Linked DNA regions of Homo sapiens: region 2 is linked to region 1. A link is a contact called in ENCODE Hi-C or POLR2A ChIA-PET data. All regions are on one chromosome and are shown on one strand. The core of a region is the stretch at or near the end of the contact, and the rest is flanking DNA. Distances in the headings are between cores, read along the strand shown.

The links. A loop is a pair of places that touch in the nucleus more often than their neighbours do. ChIA-PET counts read pairs that join two places held with the same protein, here RNA polymerase II (POLR2A). Pooled maps may share reads with other maps.
Region 2: a loop to region 1 is called in a pooled map, with 4 times the contacts of the local background. The contact joins two enhancer-like sites. A Hi-C loop is called at or near these places in 2 of 168 maps with a recorded cell type or tissue (Caco-2 and Calu3) and 11 of 50 pooled maps. POLR2A ChIA-PET finds 5 or more read pairs at or near these places in 3 of 52 experiments (BJ, PC-9 and activated T-cell).

What each region holds. Positions count from the first base shown.
Region 1 is chr12:11,576,732-11,584,190 of GRCh38, reverse strand. No RefSeq gene overlaps it. Among named protein-coding and RNA genes, the nearest start is that of LINC01252, 32 kb to the right of the region's middle. RefSeq lists an enhancer at 5,123-5,322. Within about 2 kb of position 3,655, at least 11 of the 41 ENCODE cell types and tissues checked have a DNase peak (open chromatin) inside an H3K27ac peak, as active enhancers do.
Region 2 is chr12:11,693,143-11,700,601 of GRCh38, reverse strand. The region is part of intron 1 of ETV6 (ETS variant transcription factor 6); the gene reads right to left. Among named protein-coding and RNA genes, the nearest start is that of ETV6, 47 kb to the right of the region's middle. Within about 2 kb of position 4,986, at least 5 of the 41 ENCODE cell types and tissues checked have a DNase peak (open chromatin) inside an H3K27ac peak, as active enhancers do.

The sequences.
Region 1 (7,459 bases), core at 2,406-4,905:
TATTGAATGAGGCATAAAGAGAAGGGAAGAATAAAGGGATCACTTTCAACTCTCTGGCTTGGGAAACTGGGTGCATGATGGAAGCATTCATTCACTGAGACAGGAGGCGCAGGAACAGACACAGGTTGTGGAGAAGCATGACGTTTGGCATTCATGTCTTTTATCTTGCTCTTGTTTTATGGATGCAATGTCATTCTTAATTTCTCTGAAGATGCTAATGTGCTTTTGCTGGTTGTCTGTTTCTTACTCTTGCCTTCTGTAGAACTGTAGTCTCCAAGTTGAGACAAATTTCTGAGTTAATTCTAGACAGATCGGCTCCCTTTTTGGCTGTAGTCTCATCCCTCAGGGGTACTAGGCTGCAGCTTCCTCATCAGCTCTGATCATCATCAGTCATCCCTCTTCATCCATCTCCTGACTTCTAGAACTTTGCTGTAACCTCTATTCCTCCATTAGCTTCCCTTCCATTCTCTTTGTTTGGTTGGGTTGGGTGGGGGGAGTGTTCATACCTTTTCCTTTCTTTACCTTTCCTTTTTTTTTTTTTTTTTTTTGTGAGGTCTATGTTGCTCAGGCTGAACTTGAACTCCTGGGCTCAGGCAATCCTCCTGCCTTGGCCTTCTGAGTAGCTAGGACTACAGGTGCACGCCACTGTGCCTGACATGCTTTTTATTCTTTTACTATGATTTCAATATGGTTTTTGGGAAAAAGATAAACAAATGTGCTTAATCTGCCATCTTAAATCAGAGCCTGTGGATTTGATCTTTGATATGATATATTTAAGGTAGCTATTAATATATGGTATGCCCAGGTAGAGTTTTCTTATGGGAAATTAGCTATATGTATGGATTTGAAATTCAAGAAACAATGGCAATCACAAGTAAAGATCTGCAGTTCCTGGTTTAGAAATTATGGGTGGGGATGCACTTGCCTGGGGAGAGCATGCAGAATGAAAATAGAATAGGAATTAAGCTTGATGCAGGGAACATCAACATGTAAGATGCTTGTTTTTAGATACACTATTCCTCCAGAATTAGGGAGACACATGATAACTCAGAACATTCCCCTTATTGATAAGAAGAACTCAGAGGCTCTTCAAGTTCAGGAAAGTTGCATTTAATACACAATAAAGGTGTAAAAGCAGCAGCAAGATGGCTATGTGTAACAAAGCTGAACAGGGTGAGGATAGGAGTTCCTAAGATGAAAGAGATAATCTAGGGTGTCACCAATTCCAGATGATGCTAATTATTTTGGCTCTGGGCCCATTCTTATAAGTCTGCTGAATTGTGACTCCCATGATCTGCCATTCTATTCTTTTCTTCTGCTGAGAACGTGGCTCTGATTCAAGTACCACTGTTCAGTGACATATGTCTTGATAGTCTCCACACATTCAGTAAATATTGATTGAGGTTTTAAAATATACCAGACACAAGGTGAGATGCTAGGGATATATGAAAGTACATAAAACAACATACCCGCCCTCAAAAAACTCAACTACATGCTCCAACTGAGTGTCATCAACTGCCATTATTCTTACTAGCAAAAATTTTACCATTAGCATTTTTTTTTTTTTTGAGACAGGATCTGGCTGCTGCCCAGGCTGGAGTGCAGTGATGGAATCATAGCTCACCACAACCTTGAACTCCTATGCTCACGTGAGCCTCTCACTGCAGCCTCCCGAGTAGCTAGCTAAGACTACAGGCGCTCATCACCATGCCTGGCTAATTTTAAACATTTTCTTTTAGAGAGGGGGTTTTGCTGTGTTGCCCAGGCTGGTCATGAATCCTGGCCTCCAGCTATTCTCCTGCCTCGACCTCCCAAAGTGCTGGGATTGCAGGCATGAGCCATCGTGCTCAGCTAACATTAGCTTTCAGGGAAAGTTTGGCTACCCTTCGTTCTAATAGGTAGATTTGGAAGCTCTTATTCGGGTGTCCAATGTAGCCATTTTCTGTATCTGGTGAAGCAAAGGGTGAGGATTTTCTTCCTCTATCTCGAAAGTGATAGAAAGTCATCACTCTGACCCAATATAGCACAGTGCATGGGCAGAGTGATTTCTTATCATCTATTAGTTTATTTAGTCTTTCTTCTAACTTTTATTACCTTAAATTATTATTAAGTAGGATTCTAAAAAAGCGCAAGCCACTGCACAATAGCATATTTCAGAGATGGTCAATAAAAGAAAACAAATTTTTTTTAAATAATAATAAAACTTAAGCACAGTCTGCAAACAAGTCATTGGTTAAAAAAAATACAACTAATCAAAGAACGATAGTCTACTCATAAATGCCTTCCTTATAAACACCAACATTCAAAGACAAATAATTTCTTTTAAAACTGGAATTCTAGCTGTGGTGTTTCTAATCTTGAGTTTTTTTTTTTTAACCCTGAGATTTAATAAAAGTCTCCAAAAGCGATGAGAAAAATTTAATTCAGTAGAGAATAAGGATGTAGGTTGTCAAAAGGGTGAGTAGAGAAAATTAATCTAGTAGGATGCTTTATTAATATTACTAAAACTAATTAAAATGACAATAGTAATGATGGGATAAGAAGAGAATATGGCCATTTCAAATGATGACATTTTTCTAGTTTAGGTGAGTTGTCAAAATTCCTTCCTTCCTTCCTTCCTGCCTGCCAGCCTGCCTGCATTCAGTCAACACATATACCCAGCATGTGTCAGGCACTGTGGTAGGTGCTGGGATACAAATTCCTTCTTATGAGATATTCACTGATAGCTAAATAAAATCCCACCAAGGAAAGTTACAGCGCAAAGTCTCCAAGATGAACTTTCGTGTTGCCTTGCAGCCTTGTTTTACTTCAGTTGTCTAGTGCTGCCACCTGCTGGGCATTTTCTTTTTCTTTTCTTTTATAAAATTTTATATCCATAGTTTTTAGGGGTCTATATGGTTTTTGATTACAGGGGTAAGTTCTTTAGTGGTGATTTCTTAGACTTTGGTGCAATGCTTGGTATTTTCCTTCTCAGTGAGTTTAACTACAGGTGTGGACAGAGAACCCAGAATTTATTTTATTTTATTTTATTTTATTTTATTTTATTTTATTTTAGAGACGGTATCACTCTGCTGCCCAGGCTGGAGTGCAATAGCACGATCATAGCTCACTGCAGCCTCAAACTCCTGGGCTCAAGTCATCTTCCCACCTCAGTCTTCCTAGCAGCTGGGACTACAGGTGTGCACTACCTCGCCTGGCTAATTTTTTAATTTTTTTGTAGAGATGGGGTCTTGCCATGTTGCCCAGCCTGGTCTTGAACTCCTGACCTCAAGTGTCCCACATGCCTTGGCCTCAGAGTGCTGAGATTGCAGGTGTGAGCCACTGCACCTGGCCTAGAACCCAGAATTTCTTAGGAAAGGAAGGACGGTGAAGAGGGCATTTCCATGTCTGCATGCTGGACTATCCATTTTTCTTGATGAGTACACATTCTCTCTTCCTCTCCACCTAATTCCATGGTGGTACCAGCCCTAACTTCTCCAGAATTACAGGCTCCTCTCTTGCTGGGTGCTGACTCATCTGCCCAATATGCCTAGGGCAATTGCCTTACTTCTCTCTCTCCCACAGAGTTTTGCTACTGAGCTTGTTTGGAGAAAGTTTTGGCCTTCTTTGGCCTTCTTTGGCTTTCTTCCCATTCTTGTGGGAGTTGGAGATTCTTGCCAAGACACTGGAGGTGTGTGCCCAAGTTGCTTAACATGGGCAGGCAGAGGCCAAAAGCCCTCGCAGCAAGCACTTCCACACAATTTTGAATCTGTTCTCACTTCTGCATGTGGGGGCAGTGTTGTGGGTGTTGGGGGTTTACTACTTCCTCATGGGTGGTCTAGGATCAGGTCCTCTGGGCTTCTTCAAAATGCTGCACAAAGTTGCAGCATTGGGGATTAAGTATGAAGTAGGTCATTTGCTTTGCAGCATTACTTCCTGAAGTGAGTCAAATGCATTCTGAGATGGTTTAATCCCTAAAAAGGAGCTCAATGACACCAAGTTCACCACTTACTCAGTGTCACGCCTCATTCTGCTCTGCTTCAAGCTTTGGTTTCCCAAGAATTGCTAATGTTTTATCCAGAAAAGATTAATCAAGTGTACAATACTTGCTCGGACACAAAATCATAGACATCACCATGTCCCATTGCTTGTCATCACATGAAAAATTATTCTGGATTTAAGTTGATAAGAATAACTCTTGGAATATTGAATACACATTTTAAAAATGAAATGCTTAATTTTATGCTTTTTACCCTCACTCAAATCATGTAATGGAAAATGTACTAAAGTAGGCACACATATTTCTTTATATCTAGTAGGCCCCCGCCCCCAAAACTCTCCTCTTCAGAAACCCCAGCTTATCCTTCCTGACTTTGAAACTTCAAGGGCATATCCTGAGCTCAGGGATTGTGCACTGAACTGGGAGAAGAAGGGTGGAATGGCACAGTATTAAACAAATTAATTGCTGAATTTCTTCTGTGACCTTCTGTTTCTTGACTCATTTTCTTTCTTCCTTTAGCTTGACAAATCATGCCATCAACTCCTTCAGCTCTCTCTCCATTCTCAGGCTCTAATTCGTGTTCTCCTTTCCTCTCTTTCCTAGCTACAATTAGTAGCAGTTATGAACCGTCTTTCACACAGCCTGGAACCCTCCATATCTCTGCACTGTTCTTGGATGTAGCCCAGGGTGGTTAGCCTTATTTCTTTCCTTTATCCCATTTTTTAAGGATGAAGTGATTTCCCTGAAAAAGGTTACTATGGAAATTGGTATAGACCCCAGATACTCCCCACATGTGCTCCATCCAGTAGATTAATGCCTCTCACAATGAAGTTATGATGTCTCATGTGGTCTTGAGGATAAAAGAAGATCTTGAGAAAGGGGAATGGGGAAGCCTAGAGGTAGGGGATAATAAGAAATTAGGGGAAAGGCTGGGCGCGGTGGCTCATACCTGTAATGCCAGCACTTTTGGAGCCCGAGGTGAGCAGATCACTTGAGGTCAGGAGTTTGAGACCAGCTTGGCCAACATGGTGAAACTCAGTTTCTACTAAAAATACAAAAAGTAGCCGGGCGTGGTAGCACACGCCTGTAGTCCCAGCTACTCTGGAGGCTGAGGTGGGAGAATCGCTTGAACCTAGGAGGTGGAGGTTGCAGTGAGCTGAGATCAGCCACTGCATACTCCAGCCTGGGCTACAGAGTGAGACTCTTTCTCGAAAAAAAAAGAAAGAAAGAAAAAGAAATTAGGGTAAAGACAAGAAGATAAGAAGTTCTGGGCATGTGAATGTGCATGGTATGGGGAATAGAAAGAGATGTGGGGTGTGGTTTCGGGGTGGGGACAGAAGAGAATGAAGGAATAGAGAAATTTCCAGGTTAACGGGCATTAGTTGAGAAAAGGGGATCAACTCCCACAACCACAACTGAAAGTGGTCCTTGAAAATTAAGACTCAAAACCTAGCAAGATCAGATCTTAATTCTTGAGTTTATTCCACAATGTGGCTTATTTTAAGAAGCTCCCTTTTTCTTCTCATTTTACTCAATTTCATCACTTTAATCAGAGGTGCAGAGTTAAGAGATGAAAAGAGAGAAGTGAAAGTCTGATTATTCAAAATGAGATTCATTTTTATTTATTTTTTAGAGACAGGTTCTCGCTCTGTCACCCAGTCTGGAGTGCAGTGGTTCAATCATGGCTCACTGCAACCTCAACCTCCTGGGCTCAAGTCATCCTAGTCAGCCTCCTGAGTAGCTGGGACTACAGATGTGCACTCCCATGCTTATCTAATTTTTAATTTTTTGTAGTGACAAGGGTCTTGCTATGTTGCCCAGGCTGGTCCCAAACTCCTGGTCTCAAGCAATCCTCTTACCTCAGCCTCCCAAAGTGTTGGAATTACAGGTGTGAGCCACTGCATCTAACCAATATTAATTTTTAAATAAAAATTTTAGAGAGTTTCTTTTGAAACTTACTGCTAAGCTTACGAGATTTTTTTTCCCTTCTCACATCCACTTTTTTTTTCTTTTCACATTTTTATTTTATTGTTTAAAAAATATTGCATGACTAGATCATACCCTTTTTTTCAAGCCAAACAGTCTTGGAGCATACAAACAAAAAATTACTCATTGCTCCACCTCCTTCCAATACCACATACCAAAGAACTGATGTTAACAGTCCCAGCCCTCATCATCACTGTTCTACTGCCCAGGTGGATTCAGGGGTCCTCTGTGAGGGTTACAGTTGCTTGGGTTGTCTGGAAAGGCAGGTAATAGTTCTTTTTGCTACGGAATGCCACACATGCATGCATCTGAGCTTATTATGCCTCTCTGCAAAGGGTTGCCCTTGGGGGAGGAAGTGATAACACTGGGTCCCACTAGCGGTGGAACCCTTAGCACATCCTTCATTAATCCCCACCTTCCTGCCTGCTGGTCAAGCTTTGATCTTCTTCTGAGCAGGACATGGTTCTTAGGACATCACATATTTCTTTCCGTGGTTTTAGTATAAATATTATGTACTTGGCCCTCTGGGGGACTGGCTTTGGATATTTAAAGTCTGACTTTGGGGATTTAAATAACATGTTTCTCTAAGTCTCTGGCTCTAATAATGGAAAGCAATGACTTTTAAGACCTTTTTCTCTGCTATGGACTTTACAGAATTATTCTCAAGAGCTTCAGGTTAAAGATTTAATTGTTCTCTCTGTATCATCTTTGTATCTGTATTTCTAAAACCCTAACACTCCTTGAATGGTGGGGAAAGAAAAGATAAGTAAGAGGAATTAAGAAAAATCACATAGTTGAATATCAAAATATTAACCCACTATAGGAACAAAAATATTCATTGAACAATGAATTATGTGAGGTGATAAAGAAACTTTTATTAACAAGAATTTCATTGGTAGGAGGGACTTGACTAGATGAAAATCTTTTAATCACCTTGAAGTAAAAACTGAAATACTAGGGGCGTGTTACAACAAATTTGGTCTGCAAACAACTGCACCAAAGACAAAGGGAGGAATCTGTCCGGCAAAGGAGGATGGAGGTTAATGAGTAGAGGAGACTGAGGGAGAGAGAAAGCAAGAAAGATGGTGAGATGATGTGCACTGTGAAATGGAAATGTAGTCTATGACAAAGAAAAGTAAATTTCACTGTGAAAGAAAGGTAGGATTTGGAGTTTAGTAGGCAATCTAAGAAGGTAGGAACTGATATAGTTTGGATATTTGTCCCCACCCAAATCTCATATCAAATTGTAATCCCCAATGTTGGAGGTGGGACTGGTGGGAAGTGATAGGATTGTGGAGGTGGATTTCTCACGAATGGTGTAGCACCATCCCTCTTAGTACTGTCCTCACAATAGTGAGTGAGTGAGTTCTCATGAGATCAGATCATTTAAGTGTAAAACCTCCCATCTTACTCTCTCTTGCTCCTGCTCCTGCCATGTGAGACTCCTACTCCCTTTTGCCTTCCACTATGATTGGAAGCTTCCTGAGGCCTCCC
Region 2 (7,459 bases), core at 3,737-6,236, 120 kb before region 1:
AACAAACAAAATATGTGTTAATTAACCATTTACGTTATCGGTAAAGCTTCTAGTCAGCAGTAGGCTATTAGTAGTTATGTTTTTGGGGACTCAGAAGTTATATACATAACTCAGAAACAGAAAGTAAGATATTGCATGTTCTCACTTATAAGCAGGAGCTAAAGAATGGGTATACAGGAACATACAGAGGGAAATAACATATATTGGAGACTCCAAAGATAGGAGGCAGGTTAAGGTTGAAAACCTACCTATTGGGTACAATGTTCACTACTAGGGTGAAGGCTATATTAAAAGCCCAGACTTCACCACTACACAATATATCCATGTAACAAAACTGCACTTGTACCCCCAAATTTATTTTTTAAAAAGTTATACACAGATATTTTTCCTGCGTGAGGGGTCAGCAACCTAACCCCCATGTAGCTCAAGAGTCAACTGTATATTCAAATACCTTTCACTCGATTCAGTCAATACACAGTGTGTACCTCCAATGTTCCAGGCCTCATGCAAGGCACTGAAAGGGGATCAAAGTTGATTAAAAATGGCCCAGGGCATCCTAGGGAGAATGACACAGATACACAAATAACTACAGCACTGGGCTGACTTGGACTAAGGTTTATAAAAAGAAATACAAACGCAGTAGGAGAAACAACAACAGTAAGTTCAAGACATTTTTCCAACAGGAGCTCAGGGAAGGCAAATTCATAACAGTTTAATGAAGGAAGTCCAATGCATGACCTTGGCCCATTTGCACCTTTGCATCCTCCCTAGTGAATGAGGAGGGGGAACGCAGTATACTCGAAGGTCCTCCAGCTGGGAGGACCTTCCTACATTTTACATAACACAGAGGGTGGCCACAACATTTTGGGATGTGGGGCTGGGTCTGACCCAGAAGAGCATTTTCCTATCCTCTTTACCTCCATCCTACAGCTGCTCCATTCTATCACCCATGAAAAAGCTCAATAATCAACAAACCTTCTCCGCACTTTATTTCTCCTCTGTATTTATATATATTTTCAAGTATCCTGCAGGATAGCTCTTTGGGTTTCCACAAATATAGAAGAAACACACACACCCCTGCATTTTTTTACTCTAAAATTTCAGTTTCTAATTAAATCTTGTACATCCCTCATCAAGATCCATCTACATATAGTTTTATAGGCTGGAAAAATAGACCTATGCTGCCTTTTCCAGATGATTCGTGTTTTATGGAATAATAAAATGGGTAATGCTTAATTAAAATGAACATTTTTAAATGAATTAAAATGAGCAAGCTGTATTCTACCAATTTTGAAGAGTTTGCATGTTTTAGCTCTTGGATGTGTATTCAGCAAAACTGTTATCAATACATGCAAACCCCACTAAATTCTGGTTTCCTTCCATTTATCCTAGATGTCTTCAGAAAAATGAGAAAGCCTGGCTCAAGCAGAAAAGAAAGAATGTTGTCCTTTCATTTTATTAAAGCACTTTGAAAGGGGCAACCTATTACAATTATCCCTTTGCAATATTGCAGGAACTTAAGTATTTAACAAAAGATAGGAAGAATCCTGAACATGGCAGCATCGTGCTCTAATGGAGAGATCTTCAGAGTGCGATGATAGTGGGTTCTGGAATCTGCCTGTGTTCAAATCTGGGCTGTGCACTTTCTGTCTGTGAACTTTAGGCAGGTTACATAACCTCTCTAATCCCCAACTTCCCTACCTGTTAAATAGTTTAGTAGTAGTAATACCTAACTCAGAGGGTTGTGCTAAGAACTAAACAAGAATGTACTGACATGAAGCTCTTAGCACAGTGCCTGGCACAATTAATAAATTGTTATTCATCAATTTATATTGTTCAATGCAACCACCAGCTCAATCTCAGGCATTTCATTCAGCCTTTTTGGATCTATCTTGGTTCTCCCTACTTCTATCTTACAAAGGTATTAGGGGAAAAATTGAGGTCACACCTATAAAGAAATATGAGCTACAGGAAAACATTAAACTCCCTTGCTAGTTGTTGAAGGAGCAGGCTGCCATGTTGTGGGTGTCTAGGTTGGGAGGCCCACATAGTATGGAACAGAGGGAAGCCTCCAACCAACAGCTAGTAAGAAACTAAAATCCTCTGTCCTACAACCACAAGGTACTAAATTCTGCTAACAAAGTGGGTTCTTCCTCAGTCAAGCCTCAGATCAGAACACAGCCCTGGCTAACACATTAATTACAGCCTTCTGAGACCCTTTGCAGATGACCCAGGTAAACTGTGTCCAGATTCTTGACCCAAAGAAACTGAGATAAGAAATGAATGTTGTTTTAAACCACTAAATTTGTGGCAGTTTGTTATGCAGCAATAGAAAACTAATACTAATGCAGATGTTAGGAATGCAAGCAGACCCACATGGTACAAAATACACACGTATTTCTATGATTTAATACCATGCTGTAGTGATTCAGCCTTCCTGGAACCTGTGGCAGGGAAGGACAGGAAACTAAGGACAGATACTTAGAAGAGTCAGTGGTAAAAACATATTCTCCATAGTAATGGGGTATGGAAAAAGAGTAATAGTTTTCTATGGTATTTCATCAAACAAGGAACAACCAGAGGTTTTTTTAAATTTTTTTTGTTTTCAATTTATTTTCAAATTAGGCAAGTCAGCCTTTTCTGGATGCCAAATAGAACAAGAGATTTCGTCAAGTCCAAATCCTCTTGCCAAATTGCATTACCTTATGGGCATGATTGGAAATCTCTCGGGGCTTAGTTATGGGAAGGATTCACAAGTCAGATGCCCAGATTAGACAGCCCACATGCAACTTAGTTCACATTAAATACACTCATCCAAACCAGGAGATAGGAAACTTTTGTGAAGATGTGGATTCTGCCTTCATTTTTTAATTAATTACTCCTCTCACAAATGGATATGCTACACTACTCAGACACTTTTCCATTGCTCTTACAGTAACATCCCCTGCCCTTTTATCAGTATCCCCACTTAAACTTACACCCCTAAATTCTTAATCAGTCTGAGGCCTTCTTAAGCATTTTTCACAGAATTAGGAAACTTAAAAAGTAAGACAGGTCCTTGGAGATAATCTTGGTCATATTCTCTAATTTTACCAGAGAAATTGCAAGGCCCACAGAAGTCAAATGAGTGACTCAAGCTTAAAAGCAGAATCCTTTTACAACCTTTAAGCCGTTTCTTGAGAACGGAGATGAGGAGTATGTTTCTCCCTTAACCTTCCCTTTCAACTTTTCCTGCACCTGTCTGTTCAGATGCCTGCAGCCTCTGCTAAGTACCTCCTCTGACTGGGAAGCATTTCTGTGAAGTTACAACCACGAATGGAGGAGTTCTCGGGTGGCTCCTGTGTAGCTTACAGGCTATGGTGACATTCAGGACCCATCAAGTTTCTGCCATTGCTGTCAGTCCCCAAGAAATTTCAGCCAAGTCATGGCAACAAAATAAATGATCGACTCCACTGCCTAAGTGATGAGTTAAGGCACAGTGTAGTCACAATCTATGTAATCCATGTAGATTCACTGATTGCAGCTTAGGGAAAAAGACAGGAAGGAAATCTATTCATTTAAATTTAACAATTATTTACAGAAGTATTACCTACAATTTTTCTATAACTTATCTATCTGTTCAACAAACACTGAATATCAATCATGTGTCAGCCAAATTGCTACTAGAAATAAAAAGATGATGTAAGAAATAGTCTCTGCCCTCAAGGAGTTTGCATTCTAGTGAGGAAATACAATATTTAGTAATTATAATAAGGAACTTATTTATTTTTATTATTATTTTTTTGAGACAGAGTCTTATACTCTGTTGCCCAGGCTAAAGTGCAGTGGCATGATCTCAGCTCACTGCAACCTCCATCTCCCGGGTTCAGGCAATTCTTCTGCCTCAGCCTCCTGAATAGCTGGGTTTACAGGCCCCTGCTACCATACCCAGCTAATTTTTGTATCTTTAGTTGAGATGGGGTTTCACCACTTGCCCAGGCTGGTATCGAACTCCTGACTCAAGTGATCCTCTTGCCTCGGCTTCTCAAATGCTGGGATTACAGGTGTGAGCCACTGCGCCTGGCTGGGAACCTATTTATTGAGCATTTACTATGGGCCAGGTGGGTTATTGGTACTTTAGATGGATTAACTCCCTTAGTTTTTATTGCAACTCCATGAAGTAGGCACTATTTTAATCCCTATTTTACTCACAAGAAAACTGAAGTACAGAATGGTTAAGTAACTTGCCCGAAGTTCATGTATTCATTGTTTTAACAATGATCTGCCTACCACTCTAGGCACAGCTCTATGTGCTGGGAATAAAGCAGTGACAAACAGATGAAAATCACTGTTCCCATGGAGTGTACGTACTAGTGGAAGGAGAACAAACATTAAGAAACAAGTAAAAATCAATATCAGAGACTGACAAGTGCTATACAGAAAAAAGAAATAAAAACTCTTGAAACTTTGAGTTACTCATCACTGAGGTTTCTCCTGTGTGATGTGTGCTGCACGTGTTAATAAACTCTCTATTTTTCTCCTGTTAATTTATCGTTTTGCTAATCTTATTTAGAGGAAAAAGTTTCTTTTTTTTTTCCCTACACCTATCATCTCCCCTCCCCAGGCCTTAGGGGTCCTCATCTCTAAAATGAAGGAATTAGACCACAGGAACTGCAAGAGGCTTGGTAATTCTAATATTCCATGAGTCGATGATTAGGAAGAAGAAAGATGTCACTGGTGATATGGAAAAAGCCAACTGAACATGCTAAGCGCTGCTGACCGCATGAGACTCCAAAGCTCCCTGAGCCCACCGCCTGGTCAGAGGACGAGGGGAGCAGCTGAGGTTCCTCACAATCCTCCAGGATGCACACCCCTAGGTCTCCAGCACTGGAGAAAGAGTGGAGAAGGAGGCGCCTGGAGAACACAAACACAAACACAAGGACAGCCATGAAGGCGAGAGCTGGAAACTCCTCAAAATCTGACTCTGCATGTTGCAGAACTAACAGATGAAACCCGGTTGAGAAAAAGACAGCCTTGCCAGGTGTTGAGTCACATTAAAGAAACTAGTCCTTCTCCCTCCAGCCTGTGCCATTAGGATTTGCTCCATTTCACTTCCCTGAAGTGCAAAACTGGAAGGGATTGTAATACAACTCACTTCAGCTGGAGGACCCAGGATCCAGTAAAAGCAGACAGAAGCTAGGGCAAACTCCAGTGCCTGGCAGGAGAATTCCAGTGTCTGATGAAAGAATTCCCTTCCTAACAGCAATGGTCCTTGCTGCTGTCACTCCCTTCTTTTCCTCAGTGTTCTTGGCTCCAACTTTCTCCATGCCATTCTATCCCTGTCCCTATCCCTGACTTTCTTATTTAACTCTCAAATCCTAATTACGTGAGGTGGAGAAATCTCTATTTCAATTCATTAGAATCTGTTCCTATCACAGTAATTTTCTAAGGGGTCATATGAATTTGGGCCAGATTTGGTATCATTAAAAGGAAGGATAACATACCTTCAGTTCACATCAGATGAGTCTCACATGCACGAAAATGCCAGAAATTAAATGTTTCGCATGGGCCTGTCTTCGGTATCCTTTGACAGGTCACAGCAAAATTCAGTATACAAAGGGTACAGAGATGACCTATACTAAGTGACATACACCATCTTTACATGACCGGTTCCAAATTTTGTTTTTTTAAATCACACGTCAATCTAAGGGAAGAAAAGCACAGTGCTAAACTGATACATAAGACATGTTGAACCAAATTCTCTCCTAGCTCCTTAAAGAGAGGAAAAATAGCATCTCCACGGGGAGGGAAAAGAACGTCTTATTCCAAGCACCAGCAGGAACATGTCTTCTAAAGAGAGAGATGGGACAAACACACACAAAAGTACATGTGGATAAATGATTACGACTTTGCAGAGTTGAATATCTGAAAGCAGAGAGAAGGCTGTAACAAACACAGAGACAATAACCAGGTGGAAAAAGAGTCTTCACTGGAAAAGTTTAATAGGGAGGAGATATTTTAAAGTACTGTTTTGAAAGCGAGAGCCATGTTTAGGCAGAGTGGTGCCCATTCTGTCTGTATATGATCATCTTCCCACCTAGTCTCTGCACTCAATGACATGAAAAATATATTGAGCATTACAGAAGACAGTACATTTGGTTTAAACATGGCCATTGGACTGACTTGTCTTAAGGGGTGAACTTTTTATAAAAGCAACAGATGGGTCCCCAATTCAGATAATTCCATAAGAAGCTATTATAAAACATGTCATGTGCATTACATCTTACATAGCCCTTATACTAAATTAGTGGCCCATTTTTCAACCGAGGACACTGAGCCTCAGGGGTTAAATAATATGCAGACTCACAGAGGTCAGAAGCAGCAGGGGTAGAGTTCAAACCAAGGTTTACCAAATGTTGGTCTGTGTTCTTACCACTGTGCTAGGTAGCTACAAGAATACAAATAAATTAGATCTCTAATAAGGTTGGCCTAAAATGATTTCCAAAAAGCCATCCAACATATAATACCCTGTTATGCCACGGCATGATACAGTGTTTCTCTACCACCATCCCTTTCAATAAACTTTTTATTTGGTACAACTCCATCCTATCTTCGCAAGCATGTGTGTTTGTGTATGCAGTGGCCATATAATCTCCCTAGTTTGAGGGAGAATTGGTCACAGAGGACCAGCTGTTTTCTCCAAGAAGTGAGACTCCTGCTACCCACTGGCCCTCTCTGGTACTCTTCCCTGAAATCATCACTCCCTCTGCTAGCCATAGAGTCTCTGAGAACAGATGGGCAGGGATGGATGTGGGTGCAGCAGCCATCCCTGCAGCTTCCCCCAGTGCTTCATCACTAGAAAGCAAATGGATGGAAGCAGCTGGGGACAGAGATAGTGCAGGGAAAGCACTGAAGGACACCAGAAGTGGGTAGCAGAATTGCCCCAGCACATACTGTTGCTACCCCTGTGATGGAGTTATCTTGGTCCAGACCCTGGACAGAAAAAAACTACTCCATGACCACAGGCCGTTCCTGAGTCCGAACTTGGGTGAACTCTACCATCCAAGCAAACAGCCTGACAAGGACCAGAGGTGATCGGGATCTTCTCCCTACTCTGGGCACAAGGTCAGGCCTGTCCTCTTAGCCAACTGGATATGCCACCAAGGGAAAGAGTGAGAGGATGACACTAAGTAGCACAGACCCAGATGACTATTGTGGGAGACAGGTTAGGAGTAAGTGAACATGACCTGTCTACAAACCCCAAAACTGAAGAGACTCACAGAAACACAAGTACTGCATGACTTCCCTCATCTGCCTCCAGGAACTGCATACGCTGCATGTTACAGTCAAAGCCAACCACTTGCCACGGCCTGCGTGGCAAATGTTCTCCCATGCCTTTAACTTCTCTGAAATCGTCCGCCCCATGTGCCTTCCCTAATTTATCTGACAGATGCAACACTGTCTCCCACCACCGTAAGTC